Regions from separate parts of the Homo sapiens genome. Here region 1 is linked to region 2. A link is a loop called in an ENCODE intact Hi-C map of the cell type or tissue named here. Cell type or tissue: Caco-2. All regions are shown on one strand. Each heading gives the region's core, and the rest is flanking DNA. Links, peaks and the distances in the headings are about the cores only. Region 1 has its middle 53 kb from the start of LINC02563. Region 2 has its middle 160 kb from the start of RGS9.

Region 1 (2,909 bases), core at 245-2,744, 110 kb before region 2:
GATGGGGTTTCACCACGTTGGCCAGGATGGTCTCGAATTCCTGGCCTCAAGTGATCCACCCGCCTAGGCCTCCCAAAGTGTTGGGATTACAAGCGTGAAACACTGTGCCTGGTCTAATTTGACTTTAGAAAATTAATAAATGCTAATTGATGTGGCACTTTTGTTTATGGAATACACTGAGGTTTCATGTAATATATATATATATATATATATATTTTTTTTTTTTTTTTTTTTTTTTTTTGAGATGGAGTCTTGCTCTGTCACCTAGGCTGGAGTGCAGTGGCACTATCTTGGCTCACTGCAACCTCCACCTCCCAGGTTCAAGCGATTCTCCTCCATCAGCCTCCTGAATCACTGGGACTACAGGTGCCTGCCACCCTACCCGGCTAATTTTTGTATTTTTAGTAGAGACAGGGTTTCGCCAAGTTGGCCAGGCTGCTCTTGAACTCCTGACCTCAGGTGATCTGCCTGCCTTGGCCTCCCAAAGTGCTGGGATTATAGGCATGAGCCACTGTGCCTGGCCCCCAGTAGAACCTTCTGTGATGGTGGACATGTTCTGTCTGTGCTGTCTTCATGTATCAGATAGCACAGGTCCATCTTTTTTTCACTTGTTCTCCACATTGTAATTTTATGTTCATGCATGTTTGTCTGGGTTCAAATCTCAACTACACCATTAGGTAGCTGTGTGATCTTGTGCACCTTGCTTGACCTCTCTGTTCCTGTTTCATTTTTGAAATATAAATAATGGTAATACCTATCTCATAGTGTAGTTGAGATTAAATAAGAAAGGTTTATGTGCCTAGCACCATGCCTAGTCCATACTAAGAATTCAATGAATTTGCCATTATAATTATTGACAATTTCATCCTCACAACAGTCCTATAAGGTTTATAGAAGAGGAGATCAAGGCTCTCACAGATAATGAATTGCAGTGCTGGATTGAAATCCAGGTCTATCCAAGTTCTAGTTCTCATGTGTCGCTTGGACTCCCCAAAGAAACTCTCATGGCAGTATAGCAATTAGAGTGACCCACTGCTGTAACGGCCCTCTGAGGAGTGGAATATTATATTCACATAAAACAGAGTGGGTTCTGAACTCTAGTAGGTGTCCTTCTGAGCTTATGTAAAAAGAAACCCTGGCTGGGCTCAGTGGCTCATGCCTGTAATACCAGTGCTTTGGGGAGGCCAAGGCAGGAGGATTGTTTGAGCTCAGGAGTTTGAGACTGGCCAACATGGTGAGACCACATCTCTACAAAATATTAAAAAATTAGCCAGACATGGTGGCTCACGCCTGTAGTCCCCGCTACTTGGAGGACTGAGGCGGGAGGATGGCTTGAGCTCGGGAGGCCTAGGCTGCAGTGAGCTGAGATTGCGCCACTGCACTTCATCCTGGGGAACAGAGTGAGACCTTGTCTTAAAAAAAAAAGAAACCCCTCCAGAAATACTTAATGAGTGAATAAAATTAAAAATGATAGTAATAGGTAGTTTCCTGTAGCCCCAACTGACACAAACTTACCTATTAGCCAGGCAACTTCCCTATTGGCTAAAAGTTAAGTTATAAGGAAGGAAAAAACTAAAAGCTTCACTCCAGTTACAAGCAAGCCTTTAAAAATTGACTTTGACAAGCTTATTTTCCCTAGAACTTTTCCCCTGGCCAGCTTGCACAGAAAGTAAAGACACTTGTCCTGAAACTCATCCCAGAGCCTCCAGACCACATTTGTACGTTTGTAATGGGTGGGGTGGAGATCCAGGGATAAAGCTCTTGGGGGATTGAGATTGATGTTTATGACTCTGTCTGTCCTTGGTGCCTTTGATCTGTTACCCTGAATGGATGGGGCAGCAGGCATTGTTTGTGGGAGTGATTGAGTTTTTGTTTTATCAGATTCCTACACACAGAATATAAGGGTGGAGAAATTACAGTACAGGTTTGGAATTCGGATGGGTTGGGTCGCTTGTGCTGTGGGAATTTGTCAAACTTGAGTTTTGCTCGTGGGGGCTAGATTCTGGGCCTGGGTGGGAGTGGGGGGTGTGGACCATTGACTCCACTCTGCGACCCTGGCCGCATCAACATTGCCCTCACGTAGCCCCGGCTCGTAGCCAATTGGTGCGCTTGGGCTGAACATAGTTAGGCCTCTGTTGGGGGCCAGAGGTCTAGGGAAGAGATGAAAAAGGCAGACTATCTCTCAACAAAGCATAAAATGTCCCGCCCCCCAGCTGCTTCAACAATGAGCTGGAGGGGTCCCAGTGGGCGACTGTTGGTGGATAGAGCCCGGAGCCGCGGGCCTTGGCATATGGCATTGCCCCAGCCACGGCGTTGACCCTCCGTGCCCTGGCCACCAGTGTCTGGGCTGCCTGGATCTCCACTGCACAGAGGCCTGTCATGGCAACAGCTGGGGGGTGGGAGTGGTGGGGAGATGCAGCTCAGCCCTGCCTGCCTGATGGGCTGAGATGGATGGGCTGCAGGCCATGTGCCTGAGGGCCCCCTTCTCCCCCTCCCTGGGGTCTGTGGAGGGGCTCGGAGGCACAGCCTAGGGAAAAGCAGGAAGGCCTTGTTTTCTGGAGAGGCTTACAGCTGGGACATTGGTGGGGGTGGGGGGACCCAAAAGTGTAGATGTCCCCAGCCAGAAACTCCCCTACCCACTCTACCCCCGACATCCCCCATGGAACAGAATAAGCCCAGAGACTGGCCATAGCCTACTCAGTTTTCCTGGGAATGCCTGGAGGGGAGGACTCAGCAGACTGACTTACTTGGACCCCAGCTGAGCCAGGACCTCCTCTAAGCAGATGACATTTTCCCTCCTGACTGTCTCTCCCCTGATGAGATTTTTTGACAGGTGGCCCATCTGTCCTCCAGCATCTCCATGGTCATCAACTGGGAGGAGCTGAATGAGGCATTTGATTTGCAAATGT
Region 2 (2,909 bases), core at 96-2,595:
CACAGTAATAGTCCTCATTTATTTAGCCCTTCACACATACTAACTCATTGGATCCTTACAACACCCTCATGGGGGGTAGTAGGCACTGTAGTGGTTGAAGTCACTTGCCCTACAGCCACATAACCAGTTATAGCCTTAGTATTTATTTAGCTTAGGGACAAAGAGCTGAGGCCTTTACTATAGCAGAGCTCCTGCTCTTTGTCCCTAAGCTACATCACCCCTGTGTCCCTTAGATAGTTGGTGTTCAATTCTAGCATCTTCTCAAAGAAGGCTAAGCCTGCTGGCCATTGGCTAACAGGCTGGTCTGCTCTCATTTCCTTCTTCAAAGCTGAGCAGTCATTTGCTGCTTTCCATCATTGGGGATCCCCTTGTCATCTATGATGCCACTAAAATAATAGCTCCACCCTGACTTGTGCCAGTCCCTTAGGGACCCCTTGAGTAACATCACCACAGGTCCTGCTGGTTTGAATAGATCTGGCTTCCAAGTTTTCCAGCTGCTGCTTTTTTTTTTTTTTTTTTTTTCTGAGACAGAGTCTCGCTCTGTTTCCCAGGCTGGAGTGAAGTGGCATGAACTCGGCTCACTGCAACCTCCGCTTCCCAGGTTCAAGAGGTTTTCCTGCCTCAGCCTCCTGAGTAGCTGGGATTACAGGTGCCTGCCACCAAGCCCAGCTAATTTTTGTATTTTTAGTAGAGACGGGCTTTCACCATGTTGGCCAGGCTAGTCTTGAACTCCTGACCTCAAGTGATGTGCCCGCTTCAGCCTCCCAAAGTGCTGGGATTACAGGCATGAGCCACCGCACCCAGCCTCCTCTTGCTTCTTTAAGGGGGGGTGAGGAGCGGGCAAGTGGGGCAGGAGCCACGCAAGTTTGCACCAGCTTCTCCTGAACATCTTGTCGAATTAATAAGAAATAACTCAGATGTACTGAGTGCTTACTAGGCGGCAGGCACTATTCATGTGGACTCTCACTTAAATAGCCCAACACCTCTATGTGGTAGTAGGGTCTTCAATTATAGATGAGTGAGTGGCAGCAGAGAGGTTGAATCACTTTCCTAAAGCCCCACAGCCAGTAAGAGCTAGAACTTCAGTGCAAACCCAGCCCCAGCCCTTCCTCCAGGGGCTGTGTACTGAACTCCTCTGTAAATCCTGCCTGCCCTCAGCCTTTTCCTCCCTCCCCACTTCTCCCCACCTTTCCCCAGCGGGAATTGCTCCACCTTCCAGCTCCTCTTCCACTGTGCAAACCTGCACTTGCCCTTCCCTCCATCCCTTCACACTTGGTCCTGCCTGCCTAGTCTTCGCTCCTCTCCCAATCCCTAAAATGCCCTCTCCTGCTTCCTCCCAAGAAGACAGTGCCTGAGGAACCCCCAGAGCCTCCCTGAGCAACCTGGGTAAGAGCTGAAGGCCTTATCTACGTCTGCTCTGGTGCGAGTCCTCGAATAGTGTGTGATGGAGACACCTACTGGCTGCTCTGAGCACAGGCCCCTGGAAACCCAGGAACGTGGCTCAGGGCCCCCATTCCACCGAGAGCCTGGTGAGCAGAACCATTTGGTAGAGTTTCCTGTGGGTTCTTCGCTGCTTTTAGGCCAAGCTGGACGGGTCCCTAAAAAAGGCCTGGGAGGACCTTCGTCTTCCTCCTGTCCTGCCCTGAACACAGAAGCAAAAGGGAAGGGGTAATTTTGACGGCAAAGCACCAGCCCCCTGCACGAGGCTGATCCCAGCTTGGCAAAGTTGCCAGGAAGGCTGGAGGCAGGGCCATTCACAGCCAAATAAACGGAGGGTGGCTTTTCTGTAATGCAAATAGAGAGAAATAACCGCTTAGGGCAGGTTGATTTGTTATTTGATGTGGGGCGTGTGATTCTGGAAGGCCCACCCTCCTGGGCACGCTGTCTCTCCTCCCTCCCTTTGAATCAGGTTTACAACTCCTCATCCAAGGCTGGCACCACTTGATGCAGAGAAATGAGGCCCCCATTCTGGTTAATTGCCATCATTTGCCGGTTCAAATAATGAGCGACAAGTTGGATGCAGAAGAGGGGACAGCCGCTTCGTAGGAAATCACTAACCTAAAAGACAGCAAAGGAGATTGTTCCTCAGATGTGCTGCCAAAGACTGGGGGCCACCATGGCCAGCAAGACCCCTATCAGCGGAGGGAAGGACATTTGGGCTGGGCCCGGCCATGCATAGTTGTGGTGGACAGCTGTCTCTACCAGAACCAACTCCCATTGGATTTGTTCTTCTGAATGGGGGCCGCATTCCCCATTAAACTAACTAAGAAATATTTCTGAATCCACAGATGTGGCATGTACAGTGTGGAGGTTTTAGGGAATAGCAAGAAGCTTAAATAGATCACCATCTCTCTCCAATGTGGGAGGATGATCCCTCACTTTAAAATACGCTCTCTAGTTATTCCAGTGAGTATATTCACATAAGGCAAGTACTTTACAAACTTAATAAGCAGTGTTTACAGAAGATCTAAAACACACAGAAGTCTTTCAGACATTTGAAGAGTGAAGAAGAGCTAAAGAAATGAAAAACATTAGCCAGGCATGGTGGCTCAGGCCTGCAATCCCAGAGCTTTGAGAGGCTGAAATGGGAGGATCACTTGAGCCCAGGAGTTTGAGGCCGGCCTGGACAACACAGTGAGACCCCATCTCTACAGAAACATTTTTAAAATAGCTGGGCATGGTTGCTCACACCTACAGTCCCCGCTACTTGGAAGGCTAAGGAGGGAGGATTGCTTGAGCCCAGGAATTCAACAACAGTGCACCCTGATCACTCCACTGCGCTCCAGCCTGGGCAACAGATTGAGACCTTATCTCTTTAAAAAAATTAACTGAACAAAGATGCAAAGCTAAGGAGTGATACAGTCTATTAAGATCAGTTTGATACCAGAGTGTCCTCAAGACAATTGGAT

What was found. A loop is a pair of places that touch in the nucleus more often than their neighbours do. Peaks named below come from ENCODE experiments on the same cell type or tissue, not always from the same donor. Only the 100,000 strongest peaks of a DNase experiment are listed, where the experiment ranks them.
Region 1: it touches region 2 in a loop (2.4-fold over the local background); 4 of 110 quality-filtered maps call a loop at or near these places.

Annotation. Positions count from the first base shown.
Region 1 is chr17:65,402,754-65,405,662 of GRCh38, reverse strand. No RefSeq gene overlaps it. Among named protein-coding and RNA genes, the nearest start is that of LINC02563, 53 kb to the left of the region's middle. In Caco-2, for the core only: no CTCF peak of the experiment used is centred there; a DNase peak (open chromatin) is centred at 1,802.
Region 2 is chr17:65,292,913-65,295,821 of GRCh38, reverse strand. No RefSeq gene overlaps it. Among named protein-coding and RNA genes, the nearest start is that of RGS9, 160 kb to the right of the region's middle. In Caco-2, for the core only: a CTCF peak has its summit at 1,477 (motif pointing left); a DNase peak (open chromatin) is centred at 1,421.